Linked DNA regions of Homo sapiens: region 2 is linked to region 1. A link is a loop called in an ENCODE intact Hi-C map of the cell type or tissue named here. Cell type or tissue: CD14-positive monocyte. All regions are shown on one strand. Links, peaks and the distances in the headings refer to the core of each region. The heading gives the core; the rest is flanking DNA. Region 1 overlaps PANK2 (pantothenate kinase 2). Region 2 has its middle 57 kb from the start of SMOX.

Region 1 (8,331 bases), core at 284-8,283:
GTGGTGGCACATACCTGTAATCCCAGCTACTTGGGAGGCTGAGGTGGGAAAATCTCTTGAACCCGGGAGGCAGAGGTTGCGGTGAGCCGAGATCGCACCACTGCACTCCAGCCTGGGCAACAAGAGCGAAACTCCATCTCAAAACAAAAAACAAAACACCAAACCGATATCATCATAATAGTTATAAGCCTTCGTGAAATTCTTGGTTGCATTTTGTCCTTATTGCTCGCTGACTTTGTTTTTCCCACTGCTTAGCTTTGCTGGTCCATTTGTCCCTGTGTTTTCCATTTGCATTCAGGCCTTTGACTCTTGTGTGCATCTCTGCCCTTGTGGAACTTTGATGATTATTTTATTTTATTTTTTTATTTAAGTTCTAGGATACATGTGCACAACGCGCAGGTTTGTTACATACGTATACATGTGCCATGTTGGTGTGCTGCACCCATTAACTCGTCATTTACATTAAGTATATCTCCTAATGCTATCCCTCCCCCCTCCCCCCACCCCATGGCAGGCCCTGGTGTGGGATGTTCCCCTTCCTGTGTCCAAGTGTTCTCATTGTTCAGTTCAGAACTTTGATTATTTTAGCCTCTCTGAGCCTTGAAATATTTTCTTGCCCTCACATTGAAGTCACTTTAACTTTTGTTGTGAAAGCTTCGTATAGATTCTCTCAAGCGTTTCCTCTTTGATCCTTTATTCTCATCTTAGCACGTTGTAGTTTATAACCACCTGTTTCTGTCTTGATAGTAGCATCCTAGTCTTCAGTGGACCCCCCCCATATATATATATAATGGTTAACTGTATCTTCTATATTTTTATTATAAAATAAAAGGTACAGAAAGCTGCCTAAAACAAACTGTATAGTGAACTATTAAGACAAACAGCCTTGCCTCTGTATTTCAGCTGTGCCTTGTCCTGTAGCTGCTGGCCGCCTCACATCACAGATTGGTGTGGCTGCCTTTATTTTATTTATACACACCAAAACCAAAGATGGTCAATATGCCTTTCTTTTTTTTGTTTTTTGAGATGGGGTCTTACTCTGTCAGCCAGGCTGGAGTGCAGTGGCGCAGTCTCGGCTCACTTTAACTTCTGCCTCCTGGGTTCAAGTGATTCTCTTGTCTAAGCCTCCTGAGTAGATGGGACTACAGGCACGTGCCACCGCACCTGGCTAATTTTTGTATTTTTAGTAGAGACACGGGGTTTGCCATATTGGCCAGGCTGGTCTTGAGCTCCAGACCTCAAGTGATCCACCTGCCTTGGCCTCCCGAAGTGCTGGGTTACCTGTGAGCCACTGCGCCCAGCCAATATGCCTTTCTTTTAAATTGCCAACTAGAGTGTGACAAGAAAGCCTTTGGCCTCTCGTTTGATCAGGTTTCTTGAAGAAGCTTTTCGTGAAAGATAGAGTGGTAGTTATTTATGTTTCAGAGACTTTTAAAAAATCCATACACAAGTCTTTCAGGATCTTCTCATTCCTTTTTTAGTTATTTCTTTTAAAAAGTAGTCTGATATCTTACCTTACAGGTTGGAGACCCTGATGGATTCTGCATCGTTTTAGGATTTGCCTCTGATTCTTGCTAGTGTTCTCTTTTCTGTCATTATGGGGTTTGCCCCGTTTTCTCTAATGTGCTATTCCTGTGTTTTGGTTTTGAGTTCTTGGTTGCATGTGACCTGACTGCTTCTGGAGACAGTACAGTGCTTGTCGTCTCTCAGCTGCTGCTTCTGTGTCTCAGGAGGGCTGAGGGCTGCCCTCCCTCGGGAGCCTCCGTGCTTCCTCAGGCTTTGCTCTTTGTTCTGTACCTCTCTTCACGTTACCTTTGGGTGGTGGTTTTCATTCCTGTGCCGCCTGCTTCTGGGCCAGTGATCCAGGTGTCTGGTGACCACCCGGGCACAGCTGCTTGGCTGCTGTGGGCACCTCAGCTTCCCATGTCCTGTAGGGAACTCACCCACCGGCCTTGCTCTCCACACCTCTTACTCCTGTGTCCCCTTTCTCGGGGATGCTGCCCCCTCCTGCTGTCCTGTCCTCTGTTAGGGGTGAATCTTGAATCCATCTTATCTCTTACTCTCCCTCCCTCTCCCAGCTCAGTCGGGCTCTCACCCTCTGTGACCCACCTCACAACTTCACCTGTTTCATTGCACTTTGCATCCGACCTCGCCTTCATTCCTTAGTTGTCTGGAAATGCTCCAGGCCTCTGCTGCTTCTCACCTCATTCCCCAGAAACAGTCAGGTTCTGTCTCTTACCAGAGGTAACTGAGCTGCTGCTGGCCTCATAGCTCCTGTCGCCCTCACTGCGGGTTTGGTTTTCCTCTTATCACAGTGGTCTGAAGTGCTTGGATAGTCTAGGACATCCAGCCCCCTCCCCAGACAGGGACTCCTTAGGGCGTCTCTGCTCCCAGGCTGGCCTTGGCCCTTCTGGGGTGCTCAGGAAATGGGTATGCTGTGTGTGGGCAGTGGTTGGCTTTAACACTAGTCATCATGTGTAAGGTGATTTGAATAAGTCTAAGGAAAATTGCACTTATTTTTGGTGTATTTTCTTTCAGGGTTATTTTGGAGCTGTTGGAGCACTCCTTGAGCTGTTGAAGATCCCGTGATCATTACCTGGGGAGGGGTTCCTGAAACCTTCCACAATGGGATCTGTGGACTTTCATTTTTTTAAGAGACTTACTCAATTTCATGACTGTACTACCTGAAACAAAGTGAGAAAGGACAGGTGTATTTTTCTAAGTCATCAAGATAAATCCTTAAGAATTCAGTCTAAATTAGCAACCAGGAAGGAAAAATATATTAAAAACAACAAAAAAGTGGCACATGTCCAGGCAGTGTGAGGATTTGCTGTATATAAGTTGCCTGCTTTGTATTTTTGAAATCTCTGCATCACTCATTGGAAGTGCTTCTGAAGAGAGCTGCTCTGTGTTCAGTTGACTGGTTTTGTGTCCTGTTTGAACTTGCTGAATGTAAGGCAGGCTACTATGCGTTATAATCTAATCACAATTTGTCAATATGGTCTTGGCAATCATCTGTGCATTACTCTGGTTTGCATTAAGCCTGTGTGTGAACTTACTGTAAAACATGTTTTATTTCAAGGTTCTGCAAAATTAATTGGGCAGGTTAATTGTGTACCTGAAACTTAACAAGCAGTTTTTGGAAGGGCAGTTCCACGTTACTTTACACTAAATCCTGGGAATGAATGTCTGGAGAGACAGGGCTTCTTTTCTTGGCAGAATTTCCTTGGGTAGTGGGCGGACTGTTCTGATGCAAGTGGGTACACTGGCAGAAGCAGCACAATCTGGAGGACTAACATGAGTCAGCAGGGCCACTAGAATTGACACCCCCTCAGGGGATCAGGGAGAATCTGGTTTTTCTTTCAGGCTAAGTAGAAAAGGAAGAACTGAAGTGTCTGTCAAAGAACTCATGGGGAGTGGGGGGTCCTTCAGGGCACTGTGGCACTTGGGAGGTGAGTCTCAGAAGACTGCCTGAGGAGAGTGCCAGGCTGCAGGTGCTCTTGGTAGGGGCTGAAGCTTTTCTTTCTGCTTTGCAGAATAATTTCAAAAGCCTTTCCCAAGGAGAGAATGCACCTTTTATATCTGAGGTCTTAAGTGGTGCCCATATTGCTGTTGAAGGCAAGGATGGGCCTGTACAAAGCAGCCTTGGACCAGGAGGGAAAACCCCAAGGCTCTGCAGCCTCCCTGCTCCCCTCCGTTTAAGGCTGTGGTCAGGGAGGGATGGGCAGGGTGCCAGCCGCATGGAGGCAGCAGAGACACCCGTGTTCCAGCTGGGGCAAGGGGAACTGATATGTGGGCTGTGGGCTGTTCCACTAGGCGTGGCCACCTCTGCACATGGGCCTTGGCACTTAGGAAATATGGGTGCTGCTGCATTGGGACCTTGTGTGGGTGCAGAGCAGGATGGCTGCTGCGTGGAGGGTAATTTTGTCCCCTGGAGAGTGATTGGTGACCCTCTTCCCTGCTGCTGCTGTTTGCAGGCTCCTGGCCTATACTACCTCTGACGCCCTGATCCTGAGTTCCTCTGCCCTCCTCTGCTGCCAGCAGCGCTGTTGGTGGCCTCACCCTCCTCCAGTACCCAGGCACCAAAGATGGCACCACCATCCTCCTGCTTGTACCACAGGGTGCTGCTCCCTGGGCCAACTCCTGTGAACTTGCTCACTTCCCATGGAGACCGAGGCCAGGGCCTGCCCCTCTGAGGCCCCTGTTTTGTGGTCCTGCTGCCTCTGCTGTGCTGCGTTCAGGAGGTTGTCCACTGCTCGACGTGGGTCACCATGCAGCCCTTGCTGTTCCCACAATTTAACAGAAAAGGAAACTGAACGGATGAGTAAGGCTGCCCAGGGTCACTCAGCTGGAAAAGAGTAGAGCTGGACTCAAACCCGGGACTGTCTGTCTCTGGTGCCTGAGTTGGGAAGACGCTGTTGATGTCCCCTTCTGCCTCGCTTTGAGCTTCCTCCTCCGTGGGCCCTCCCCCTACTCTAGAGAAACTAGTCCATTCCCTCATGTTCCACCTTGTGCTCAGTAAACCCTGTCACTCCACAGCAGGGTTTTTGAGACAGTCTCGCTGTGTCACCCAGGTGGAGTGCAGTGGGGCGATCTCAGCTCACTGCAACCTCTGCCTTCCAGGCTCAAGCAATTCTCCTGCCTTAGCCTCCTGCGTAGCTGAGACTACAGGCATGTGCCACCATGGCTGGCTAATTTTTATATTTTTAGTAGAGATGGGGTTTCACCATGATGGCCAGGCTGGTCTCGAACTCCAGACCCCAGGTGATCCGCCTGCCTTGGCCTCCCAAAGTGCTGGGAATACAGGTGTGAGCCCCTGCGCCCGGCTCACAGCAGGGTTCTTGATAGGCCACCAGTGAATCCCATGCCACCGAATCTGGCATTCATTTCACAGCCTCATCTCAGTTCTCACTCAGCAGAGCCCTCTTGCCTGTCCTGCCACCCAGGCTACTAATGTTCTGGTTCATTCTCTGCTGACAGTTAGCTGTGGCTGTCCTCAGCCTCAGTCCTGGGTCTCCCCAAGCAGTCATTAGCATCACCTTGACTGATTTCCAGGGAACACTTCAACCACCCCTTACCTCTGAGCTCCAGCCCCGAGACACTGCCTTCTCTCTGCATTTGTTGATCTCTGTGCAGCAGTGCCCACATCCTCATCCCAGCTTACTGCCGTCTCACCACCTTCAGGTTGTGAGGTGCCCATAAACTCTGCTGTTACCATTGCCACTTCCCTGTCTTAGCAGCTGTCCCTTTCAGTCTGCCCTCCACTAGTGGCCATGAAGGGGGCTGTGACCGTGGTCCAGGTGAGAAAGGAAGGCCTGAACTAAGATGGGAGGTGGGTGGCCAGAATGGAGAGGGGAGAAGTGGATGGCCAGAATGGAGAGATGCTTAGAGGGCTGTGTTGGGAAGTGGTGACTGGATACAGGGGAGGGAGGAGAGATACAAGAGGGCACCTGGGCTCATTTGTGGACTACGTGATTTTGAGACTCCAAATAAGCACTGGGTATTTGGGTTGGAGATACAGAGCTGAGAATGATATGCATGTAGGTGGGCAAAGCAAGGGGGATTTCATGAGTTCTAAGGTAGGGTGAGAAAAATAACCGAGAGTTGAGCAGTGACGGAGGAAGCTGCAAAGAAAACGACTGCTCAGGGAGAGGCTGGCCAGGGGCCTGTGGCTCAGGGGACTGAGAAGAGGAGCTCTCTAGGCATCTGAATTGAGGTTGCCCACAATTGGTTGCAAGATCGTGGCTGGCCTTGATGGAAGCTGGGAAGCCACTCGGTCCTAGTGAGGGGTGGTGAGGAGAGCAGCAACGGCCACACAGGAAGGCTTTGGACGTTTTTTCTCCTGACACTAGTTATTTCCAGGCCTGGGATATAGCTAGGGGCTTGGGGTGGGGGCAACTCTTTGCAGGGTGGTGTGGCCTGTGGAGGAAACAGGCTCAGTTCCACTACTTTGGCCAGGTGCAATGGCTCATGCCTGTAATCCCAGCACTTTGGAAGGCCAAGGCGGGTGGATCACCTGAGGTCAGGAGTTCAAGACCAGCCTGGACAACATGGTGAAACCCCGTCTCTACTGAAAATACAAAAATAATTAGCCGGGAATGGTGGTGCGTGCCTGTAATCCCAGGTACTCGAGAGGCTGAGGCAGACAGTTGCTTGAACCTGGGAGGCAGAGGTTGCTGCAGTGAGCCGAGATTGCTGCACTGCACTCCAGCCTGGGTGACAGCAAGACTGTCTCAAAAAAAAAAAAAAAAAAAAATCCGCTATTTCAGGTCACCCTGGTGCTGGCGTTCACGTGGAAGACTGCTTATCTGTATCCAGCTGTTTGCAGAGCTCAGGGAGGCCAGGGGGCTTCAGACTCCACTGTACTCTGCATTCCAGGATTCTCTGTTCTCTGGCTGTGGTGGCCTGACACACTCTTCACCACTGACCCCACCCCCGCTTGCACACTATGCCACAGGAAGGGCAGGGGCTTCCATCACAATCACTCAGTACTAGTTACCAGCTCTGATAGAATTACTCACCTTGAGTTTCCAAGTCTTGCTGAAGGTGCTTGCGTAAGTGGCACATGGATGTTCCCTCTGTTCAAAGGCATATGCACAACACTATTTTTCAAAATTTGCTTTTATTTACACGTTTGAGTCAATTACATGCATGTTTTATTTTTGAGGAGTGATTAGCAAAATGCATTAAAATTTTAAAATAGCAATTAAATATACAAAAATATAGCTTACAAAAAACTGCGAATGTTTAAAAATATTCTGCTGCAGAATTTTTAGTGTACAAAGACGTCTATGAAACCTGAGGTTCAGCATTTCATAAACCTTTTTTTGAGGGAGTTACACAATACCTAGTGAGGAAACCCGAGGGCCAAACTACAAGACGAAAAAGTGCCCCGTTCCTGGCAATGATGTCAGAAGACCAAGAGGCGATAGTTACCAGCAACACTCTAGGAAGACCAGCTGTCACCAGAAGGGAGTTCCTAACACTTGCCACACCTGCTCCCCCGACCGGGGGCCTGGGAGGGAAGGGCAGATGGAGAGGAACGGTGTGCAGTGGGCGTGAGATGCAGATCCACCAGGCTTGGGACTGGCAAAGGGAGCTGAGAAGAGAGTTCCCCCAAAGCACAAACAAGTCTGCTGACACTGGTGGGGCCCTTACAGTCACAGAAGTAAGGACTGGATGGTAAGCCAAAGGTGCTGATGCTTGGTCAAAAAGTGGAGTACATCTTTGCATCTTGTAACAATTTGGGCTCTACAGCTGAATTGGCAAAGTAAGGTTTACTACACAAGCCCCTCTTTTTCTTCTGATATCCCCACTCAAATGGAAGCACACTCCCCAGCACATGGGGATCCCTTATTAATCTTTACTAAAGAACCGTGAACCAGCATTTTCCAGTTATCAACTGGATATTTAGGCATGAATCTGGACATGTCCATCTGCTTAAGAAATCTGCTTAAGAAATCTGTAACAGCTACAGGAAAAGACACACCCAGGGCCAGAGATTCTACAAATGCCAGAAGAGTGGATGTGATAGAGAATTTTTTCTCAAGTTTTGGGTTAGGGCACCAGTTGCAATTTTAATCCAGGGGAGGATCTGGGCTGCTGCTGTAGGGGGCAAGTACACCAGGGAGGTGGGTGTGGACAGAGGCACTGGGCAGCTGCTGGGAAGCGAGGCACAAGTCTGTGCCCCTACTCCCAGGGCTGCCTGGAGGAAGCAGCTCTAACTTTCATCAGCGGGGACAAAAATGAACTTAAACTAAAAAAATTATTGGCCGGGCGCAGTGGCTCACGCCTGTAATCCCAGCACTTTGGGAGGTCAAGGCAGGTGCATCACGAGGTCAGGAGATCGAGACCATCCTGGCTAACACGGTGAAACTCCGTCTGTACTAAAAATACAAAAAATTAGCCGAGCGTGGTGGCGGGCACCTGTTGTCCCAGCTCCCGAGGCGGGAGAATGGCGTGAACCTGGGAGGCGGAGCTTGCAGTGGGCCAAGATCGTGCCACTGCATTCCAGCCTGGGTGACAGAGCGAGACTCCGTCTCAAAAAAAAAAAAAAAAAAAAAAAAAAAAAAAATTGTTGGGGTAATTTCTGTTGTCAAATGGAAAACAAGGCATAAAGGGAAAATTCTGTAGGAAGCATTTTCTTTTCTTGTGTGTTTTTTTGAGACGGAGTCTCGCTCTGTTGCCCAGGCTGGAGTGCAGTGGGGATCTTGGCTCACTGCAACTTCTGTCTCCCGGGTTCAATCAATTCTCCTGTCCCAGCCTCCTGAGTGGCTGGGATTACAGGCATGCGTCACCACACCCGGCAAATTTTTGTATTTTTAGTAGAGG
Region 2 (8,331 bases), core at 69-8,068, 170 kb after region 1:
TGAAACTGTTCGACTTCAGATCATCAGGCATTAATCAGATTCTCATAAGGAGCGTGCAACCTAGATCCCTCACATGCGCAGTTTGCAGTAGGGTTCGTGCTTCTATGAGAACCTAATGCTGCTGCTGATCTGACAGGAGGCGGAGCTCAGGCGGTAATGCTCACTCACTTGCAGCTCACATCCTGCTGTGTGGCCCAGTTTCTAACAGGCCATGGATCAGTACTGCGGGAGCTGGAGACCCCTGCTGCAGAGGATCTGACTCTTTTTGGCCCTGGGAGGGAGTGGTTCACAAAAGAAAAAGAAAATTACAATAGTCCCCCACCTTATTGGCAATTTTGCATTCTGCGGTTTCAGTTAGATGCTGTCAATCACAGATTGAAAATATTGAATGGAAAAATTCCAGAAATAAATAATTCATGTTTTGGCCAGATGGGGTGGCTCACACCTGTAATCCCAGTACTTTGGTAGGCTGGGACGGGCAGATCACTTGAGGTCAGGAGTTTGAGACTAGCCTGGCCAACATTGTGAAACCCCTTCTCTACTAAAATACAAAAATTAGCTGGGCATGGTGGTGTGTGCCTGTAGTCCCAGCTACTTGGGAGGCTGAGGCAGGAGAATCGCTTGAACCTGGAAGGCAGAGGTTGCAGTGAGCCAAGATTGCACCCTTGCACTCCAGCCTGGGTGACAGAGTGAGACTCAGTCTCAAAAAAAAAAAAAAAAAGAAAAAGAAAAAGAAAAAGAAAACCAAAAAACAAAATGAGCAACTCCCATTTTAAATTGCCTGCCATGCTGAGTAGAGTGAATCATCCCTCTGTCCAGCACGTCCATGCTGCATATTCTTCCCGCTCATTAGTCACTTGGTAGCTGTCTTGGCTGTCAGATCAACTGCTGAGGTATCGCAGTGCTTATGTTCAGGTAACCCTTACTTCATTTAATAACGACCCCTGGATGCAAAAGTGGTGATGCTTAACATCATCACAACATAATTATTATTAACAATAATAACTGAGAATAAAATAGAACAGTTGTTATAATTGTTCTATTTTATTATCAGTTATTATTGTTAACCTCTTAACTGTGCTTAATTTATGCATTATACTTTATGGTGGATATGTACATATAGAAAAATCCATAGTATGTATAGGGTTTGGTACTATCTGCGGTTTCAGGCATCCACTGGGGGTCTTGAATGTATCCCCTGCAAATAAGGGGGGGGACTAGCGTTTCTGTCTTCACCAGGCCTAGATGTGTCTTGCCTGCCGAGGAAAGATGTATAGTTAAGATGTGACAATTATCTGTCAGTTGGTGGAGTTTCACCCACTTAGTTGGTCTTCTTACTGTATTTTGAGATATCTTTATTTACAGGAGGCAAAATAGAGGTCCTGGGTCAGTCCTCAGCCCTCCACCCCCAGCCTTTATGCCTAGGAGACTTTGAGTTGATGGGGAAAGATGGTTTCTGCCCTTGGGGGACCCACACAGGGTCCTTAGTATAGAGCCTGGCGCTCCACAGGGACCCGGTATTGAATATGGGATGGAGAGGAGCAAAGAGATCCTGCCAGGGAGGTTGTAGGAAGATCAATGGGTCACAGAAGCTACAGAAGGGCACACAGTAAGGCCGTGAGAGTGGGTAAAAAGGAGTGTGGGAGCTCTCACCTGCTCTGTGCTGGGATGTGGGTACTGGTCTCCTGGGAGTGAGCAGTTGGGCCCTCACCCAGTTGGAGGGCCCAACCACAACCACGGCAAATCCCAAAGGCCAGGAACAGGGACTAATGTGGGGTCCAGGGATAAAAGCAGATTTCTGAGATACAGAAAGCCCAGGGTCTGGCCTAAGGGGCAGCTGATATGCCCAAGAGCAAGTTCAAGGGCAGAGCAAGTTCGAGTGTACTGCAGACAGCCTTGGGACAGGGACATCCAATTTCATGGGCCAAGGAGAACAGTGGAAAGTCCAGGTAGTCAGGAGCCCTTGAAAGTCTAGAGGGTGGTGGGCTTGGTTGGGATGTGGATGGACATATATATATATGTATATACATATATACACACACACCATGGTGTGTGTCTGTGTGTGTATATATATATATGTGTATATATATATACACACACATACCTGATATGTTATACCTGACATATGTTATATACATACATACATATACATATATACACACACATATATATATCTGATGGTTTTATATATATAGGGAGGTGTGTGTTTGTGTGTGTGTGTGTATATATATATGTGTATATATATGTGTATATATATGTGTATATATATGTATATATATGTGTATATATATGTGTGTGTATATATGTATATATGTGTGTATATATGTATATATGTGTATATATGTATATATATGTGTATATATATGTGTATATATATGTATATATATGTGTGTATATATATGTATATATATGTGTGTATATATATGTGTATATATATGTGTGTGTGTGTGTGTGTGTGTGTATATATATATATATATATATATATCAGTTTGCCCTTGCTGGATAACAAACCACCCCAGAACTTACTGGCTTAATGCATTAACCATTTATTATTTCTCTAGGCTTTTGCAATCAGATGCTGGGTTGGCTGGAAGCTGGCTGGTATAGCGTGGCCATGCAGCAGGCTAGTCTAGGCTTAGTCACATAGTGATTGCAGGGTTTCAGGAAAACAAATGAAAACATGCAAGATCTTATAAGGTCTTTACTTGGAACTGACAGACTGTCACTTCTGCCAAACTCTTTTGGTCAAACAACTCTCAAAGCCAAGCCTCACTTGAAAGAGTTTGGGAAAAAGTTCTGATTCTTTTGTTTGTTTGCTTTAGAGACAGGGTCTTGCTCTGTCACCCAGACTGGAGTGCGGTGGCGTAATCATAGCTCACTACAGCCTCGAACTCCTGGGCTCAAGCAGTCCTCGCAGCTCAGCCTCCCGAGTAGCTGGGACTACAGATGTGAGCCACAGCACCTGGCAAAGTTCTGCTTCTTGATGAGAGATGTTACTAAATCATATTGCAAAGGGAGGGGTGGAGAATTGCGGCCATTTTTGCAATCAATCTAACGCAACACCCACTTGTGAAAGACAGAAACCTGGGTGACATCCTGAGTCCTTCCTCCCACTTCTCCGACATCCGTTACCTCACCAAGCCAATTTGATTTTCACCCCCCAAAACGCCATTCAACTTTTCCTATTGCCACCACCCCAGTCCAAGGAACTTGTCTACCTGGTCTACTCACATTTGCTGTAGCTGTGCTCTACTATCGTGGCCACATAGCAGCCTATAGGACTTCTTCAAAGTACAAGCCAGGTCCCATCATTTCTCCCTGCCCATACCCTTCAAAGACTCTGTATTAGTCCATTCGCAGTTGCAAGCAGAAGAAACAGGCTCTGATTATGGCAAAAAAAAACACAAAAAAACAAAAAACCTAATGGAAGGGTATTGATTAGCTCACAGAATATCTTGAAGACTGGACCCAGAAATCACGCAGGCACCAAAGGTAGCAGCTGGATAGCCAAGACCACGATGAAAACCATGCTGCTGGAACATCTGGGGGACACTGTGGCCATCACCACCATGTAGCCAGGCCCCAGGATGCTGCTGCTGCCACCACTGCCAGGATGAATAGTTCACTGTCCTTGGCTTCTTGTATCACTCACTACAGGCTCAAAGAGCTGGGTGGAAGCATCTGATTGGCTAAGCCTCCAGTTTCCATTTCATTTCTGTGCTGACTCGGTCAGTGGAGGATTCCTAGGAATTCCCAGGATGAGGAAAGATGCTGGAAATTCAGTTGTTCTCAACCTTTACTGTGTTTTGCAGGTTCCCAAAGCCACTGGGGGCTGGGTGGGTATCTTCTCTGGCACATGGCATTTCTGCTGTAATAAAGGTTCTTTTAGTTAAAAGTCACAAACCCCTTATGGTGTAAGTGATAAGGTGGTGGGGATGGGACCTTTGTTTTTGCAAAGCTGTAAAGAGGAAAAAGTTAGTCTGGGCCCCTGAAGGAAAAGACATGAATCATTAAGTGAAGAGCATGGCTGAATCCCTGCGTCATCAGGGAGAAACCAGAGGAGGCAAATGTGTAAGAAAGATTCCCCTGGGCCTGGGAAGGGGAGCCGACAGAGGATCCCAGCTGCAGGAGGTCGGGCCTCAGGACCCCTTAGAACTTCATGGACTGTCCCAGCCAATGTGAAAACCCTGGGCCATGTCTGTTCTTACCCGGGAAAGAGGAGGAGAGAGGCTGGCTGGGGTCAGCAGTAAACCGATAGGGGACTGAAATGGACACTGTGGGTGCCTCGCCCAGACCCCTTTGCAGGATAGGGTGCATCTGCGGCTGCTGTGCCTGTTGGGTCACAGGGGCCTTCTCTCTTCTCTAGGGAATTGCCCTTTGCCCAGTGGGAGTCACGCCCACTCCCACAGCCTGCAGCCTGTGGATGACTGACATATAAGCCCTGCTGCCTTGCAACCAAGTGAATCTTATCTGAGGTGCCGCGACCCAGTGTCCTTGTGGGGTCAGCCAAGGCTAGATACATTTCTGCCCAGCAGTGGGGGTGACAGCGGCCTCTCCTACCATGCTGTGAAGGCGAGGGCAAGGGAAGCAGCTGCCAGGCTCCCGGGGCCTCCCTTATCTCAGCCCCTACCCACCCACCCAAGTCCAGAATCGGCCTCACACCTGCCCTGGATTCCACTTCCTCCCTGCTCTTGGGAGCCAGAGAAAAGATGTCCCAGGCCCGTTGACTCTCTTTCGCCCTCTCGTGGGCCCGCTGAGAACGGTGGTGATTCCCATAGAATTTTTCCCTAGGCTGCTTGTCCAAAAGCGGCCCGTTGGGACTTAGGAAAGGAGGGAGAAGGGATCAGGGTGATAATTCGTAGCTGGTGAGATTGAAGGTAGTTTTCCAAGCAAAGGGTTTGATGGTTTTTTTTTTTTTTTTTTTTGAGAGAGCGTCTTGCCCTGTTGCCCAGGTTGGAGTGCAGTGGTGCAATCATGGCTCACTGCAGCCTCAAACTCCTGGGCTCAAGCGATTCTCCCAAGTAGCTGGGACCAGAGGTGCGTGCCACCATGCCCAGCTAATTTTTAAATTTTTCGCAGAGACGGGGTCTCCCTGGGTTTGGTGGCTTTACTGGGGGGATGTTTGGTAGTCTTCCTTAGGAAACCTTGGCATCATGAAGGCTAGGCCAGGAAGCTGGTCTGAAGGGGCTGCTTGATGCTGTGACTGATTTCTGTGGCCTTGAGCCAGCCATCATGTCTTTGTCAAGTAGAGAGAATCAGACAAGGTCCTGTAGCCTGGAGGTAATGGGTGAACTTAAAGTGTAATTACACATTCAAGAGAGCTTCACCATCTCAAATCACACTGATCTTGCCGCCTATTAAACTTCCACCAGACTTCTCATTTTAGCTATGCAATCTTGTATTTGATTATCTATTTTCTTTCCTGTATATACTCCAGCCTCTTCCTATGGGTCTTTCTGCTTCCACACTGCACATTGCAACCAGAACTCACTCACTCAACACCATTTGGCTATGACACTAAAAAGCTTTCAAGAATTTCCCACTGCACTTACAGTAAAGTCCAAATTATGTTCCATGGCCCCCAAAGACCTGCACGGGCAAGGTGTGGTGGCTCACGCCTGTAACCCCAGCACTTTGGGAGGCCAAGGTGGTTGGTCTCCTGCCTCAGCCTCCCGAGTAGCTGGGATTACAGGCATGTGCCACCCTGCCTTGCTAATTTTTTGTGCTTTTAGTAGAGACAGGGTTTCACCATGTTGGCCAGGCTGGTCTCGAACTCTTGACCTCAAGTGATCTGCCTGCCTCGGCCTCCCAAAGTGGTGGGATTACAGGAGTGAGCCACCACGCCTGGCCTTGTGTGTCTTCTTGACTGGGCCATGGGGTGCCCAGGTATTTGATCAAACATTGTTCTGGGTATTTCTGCGAGAGTGCTTTTGGATGAGATTAACACTTAAATTGTTAGACCAAGTAAAGCAGATTGCTTTCCCTAATGTGAGCCCTCCTCCAATCAATTGAAAGCCTAAATTGAACAAAAAGGCTGACCCTCTCTTGAGTAAGAAAGAATTCCTCCTGCCTGATTGCTTTCAAACTGGGTCATCAGCTTTTTTCTTGCCTTTGGACGTGAACAGAAACATCAGCTCTTCCTGGGCCTTGAAACTGCTGGTCTTTGGATAAGAATTACACTATTGGTTCTCCTGGTTCTCAGGGCTTCAGACTTGGGCTAGAATGAAACCATCAGCCCTCTTGGGTCTCTGGTTTGCCAACTCACTCTGCAGATCTTGGGACTTGCCTATGTATAGGAGATATATATGTATATATGTATATGTATATCTCCTATTGGTTCTGTTTCCCTAGAGAACTCTAACACTCAATAGTATTCTCATGATTGGTTTAAATTAGTGCTGGCCAATAGAAATATAATGTGAGTCACATGTGTAATTGACAGTCTTCCAGTAACCATATTAAAAACATAAAAAGAAAGAGATGAAATTACTTTTAATAGTGTATTCTAGGCCAGGTGCAGTGGCTCACACCTGTAATCCCAGCACTTTGGGAGGCCAAGGTGGGCTGATCACCTGAGGTCGGGAGTTCGAGACCAGTCTGGCCAACATGGCGAAATCCTGTCTCTACTTAAAATACAAAAATTAGCTGAGCGTGGTGGTGCATGCCTGTAATCGCAGCTACTCGGGAGGCTGAGGCAGGAGAATTGCTTGAACCTGGGAGATGGAGGTTGCAGTGAGCCGAGATTGTGCATTGCACTCCAGCTTGGGCAACAAGAGCGAAACTACATCTCGAAAAAAAAAGTGTATTTTATTTAACCTAATATATTAAAAATATTATTATTTTGACATGAAACCGATATACACATGATTAAGTTACTAAATATTAAAAATATGCTGTGCATTTTATTCTAACAGCACATCTCAATTCAGACTAGTCACATATCAAATGCTCAATTGCCACACGTGGTTAGGGTCTATCATATTGGCCAGTGCACGTTAAGACCAATCAAGAAACATTACATGGGGCTGGGTGCAATGGCTCATGCCTGTAATCCCAGCACTTTGGGAGGCTGAGGCAGGCAGATCATTTGAGGTCAGGAGTTAGAGACAGACTGGCCAACATGGTGAAATCCCATCTCTACTTAAAATACAAAAATTAGCTGAGGGTGGTGGTACACGTCTGTAATCCCAGCTACTCGGGAGGCTGAAGCAGGAGAACCACTTGAACTTGGGAGACAGAGGTTGTAGTGAGCCGAGATCGCTCCACTGCACTCCAGCCTGGGCAACAGAGTGAGACTGTCTCAAAAAAGAAAAAAAAAATACGTTACTTAGGGCTGGATATATAAGTACCTTAAACAGAGTTGGAGCACTGTTAGTCAGGATATTGGGCATGAAATTAAGAGATGACACCCAGAAGTTCAATGTGTATTTGTTGATTGAATGAACACAAATTATTCCAAAATTGTCAATACCTCTAGACAATGAAAACTTCCTTTCTTCCTGTCTTCCTCTTTTTGCTCAATGTAACAAATGTAAGATTAATACTCACATACACACACACACACACGGCTGGTCAAGATGGACTGATTTATACTCCTACTTGAAACAACTAAAAACCTTGAAAAATGTATAAAACAATGGCTCTAAAGACATTGGACATTAGATACTGAAGGACAGTGATCCTAGAGAGATGGGAAAAAAATGAGTGAGCCCTACAATTGCCCCACCCTACTGCCTGGAGAGAATCTCCAGGCCATAATGCAGGGCAGTACAACCTGCCCAAAAACCTTAAAAGCAAGATCTGGAAGTATAAAACTGTTCCTAAGTAATCTAACCATATCTTAGAAAAAACTCAAGAAATTTTTAGACATGTGAAAATCAGAAAAACATTATTCACAAGAGGGAAAAATCAACTAAAACCAACACAGCAAAACACAGATAATGGAATTAGTAGACAAAGACATCAAAATCATTATTGTGACTACAGTTCATATGTTCAAGAAGATAGAGGAAAGCTCAAACATGATAATTAGAAACATAAAATATTAAGAAGATTCAAACCAAATTTCTAAGGATGAGCATTATAATGTCTGGGATGAAAAATACACGAGAGGATTCATGGAAGATTAGATATTACTGGAGAAAATATTAGTAAACTTGAAGACATAGAAATAGAAACTATCCAAAATAAAATGCACAGAGGAAAAAAAAGGCTGAAAATAAATGAGCAGATCATGAGTGAACTGTGAGATGACTTTAATAAAAAGTGTGTGCAATTGGAATCTCTAAAGATGACTGAGAAGAGGAGACTGAAAAGACATTTGAAGCAATA

The links. Hi-C counts contacts between places; a loop is a spot of excess contacts. Peaks named below come from ENCODE experiments on the same cell type or tissue, not always from the same donor. Only the 100,000 strongest peaks of a DNase experiment are listed, where the experiment ranks them.
Region 2: a loop joins it to region 1, with 2.2 times the contacts of the local background. A loop is called at or near these places in 11 of 110 quality-filtered maps.

Annotation. Positions count from the first base shown.
Region 1 is chr20:3,920,706-3,929,036 of GRCh38, forward strand. PANK2 (pantothenate kinase 2) reads left to right here. Exons shown (of 7, transcript NM_001386393.1): 7 at 2,539-8,331. The coding sequence ends at 2,589. It overlaps RNF24 (ring finger protein 24), which reads right to left. Exons shown (of 6, transcript NM_001134337.3): 6 at 6,606-8,331. Among named protein-coding and RNA genes, the nearest start is that of MIR103B2, 7.3 kb to the left of the region's middle. RefSeq lists an enhancer at 5,331-5,500. In CD14-positive monocyte, for the core only: CTCF peaks have their summits at 3,747 and 3,950; DNase peaks (open chromatin) are centred at 3,296, 3,746, 6,506 and 6,896; H3K4me3 peaks cover 1,912 bases; H3K27ac peaks cover 6,720 bases.
Region 2 is chr20:4,087,302-4,095,632 of GRCh38, forward strand. No RefSeq gene overlaps it. Among named protein-coding and RNA genes, the nearest start is that of SMOX, 57 kb to the right of the region's middle. In CD14-positive monocyte, for the core only: CTCF peaks have their summits at 4,754 (motif pointing left) and 4,955; DNase peaks (open chromatin) are centred at 3,030, 3,690, 4,050, 4,730 and 1 weaker place; H3K27ac peaks cover 3,044 bases.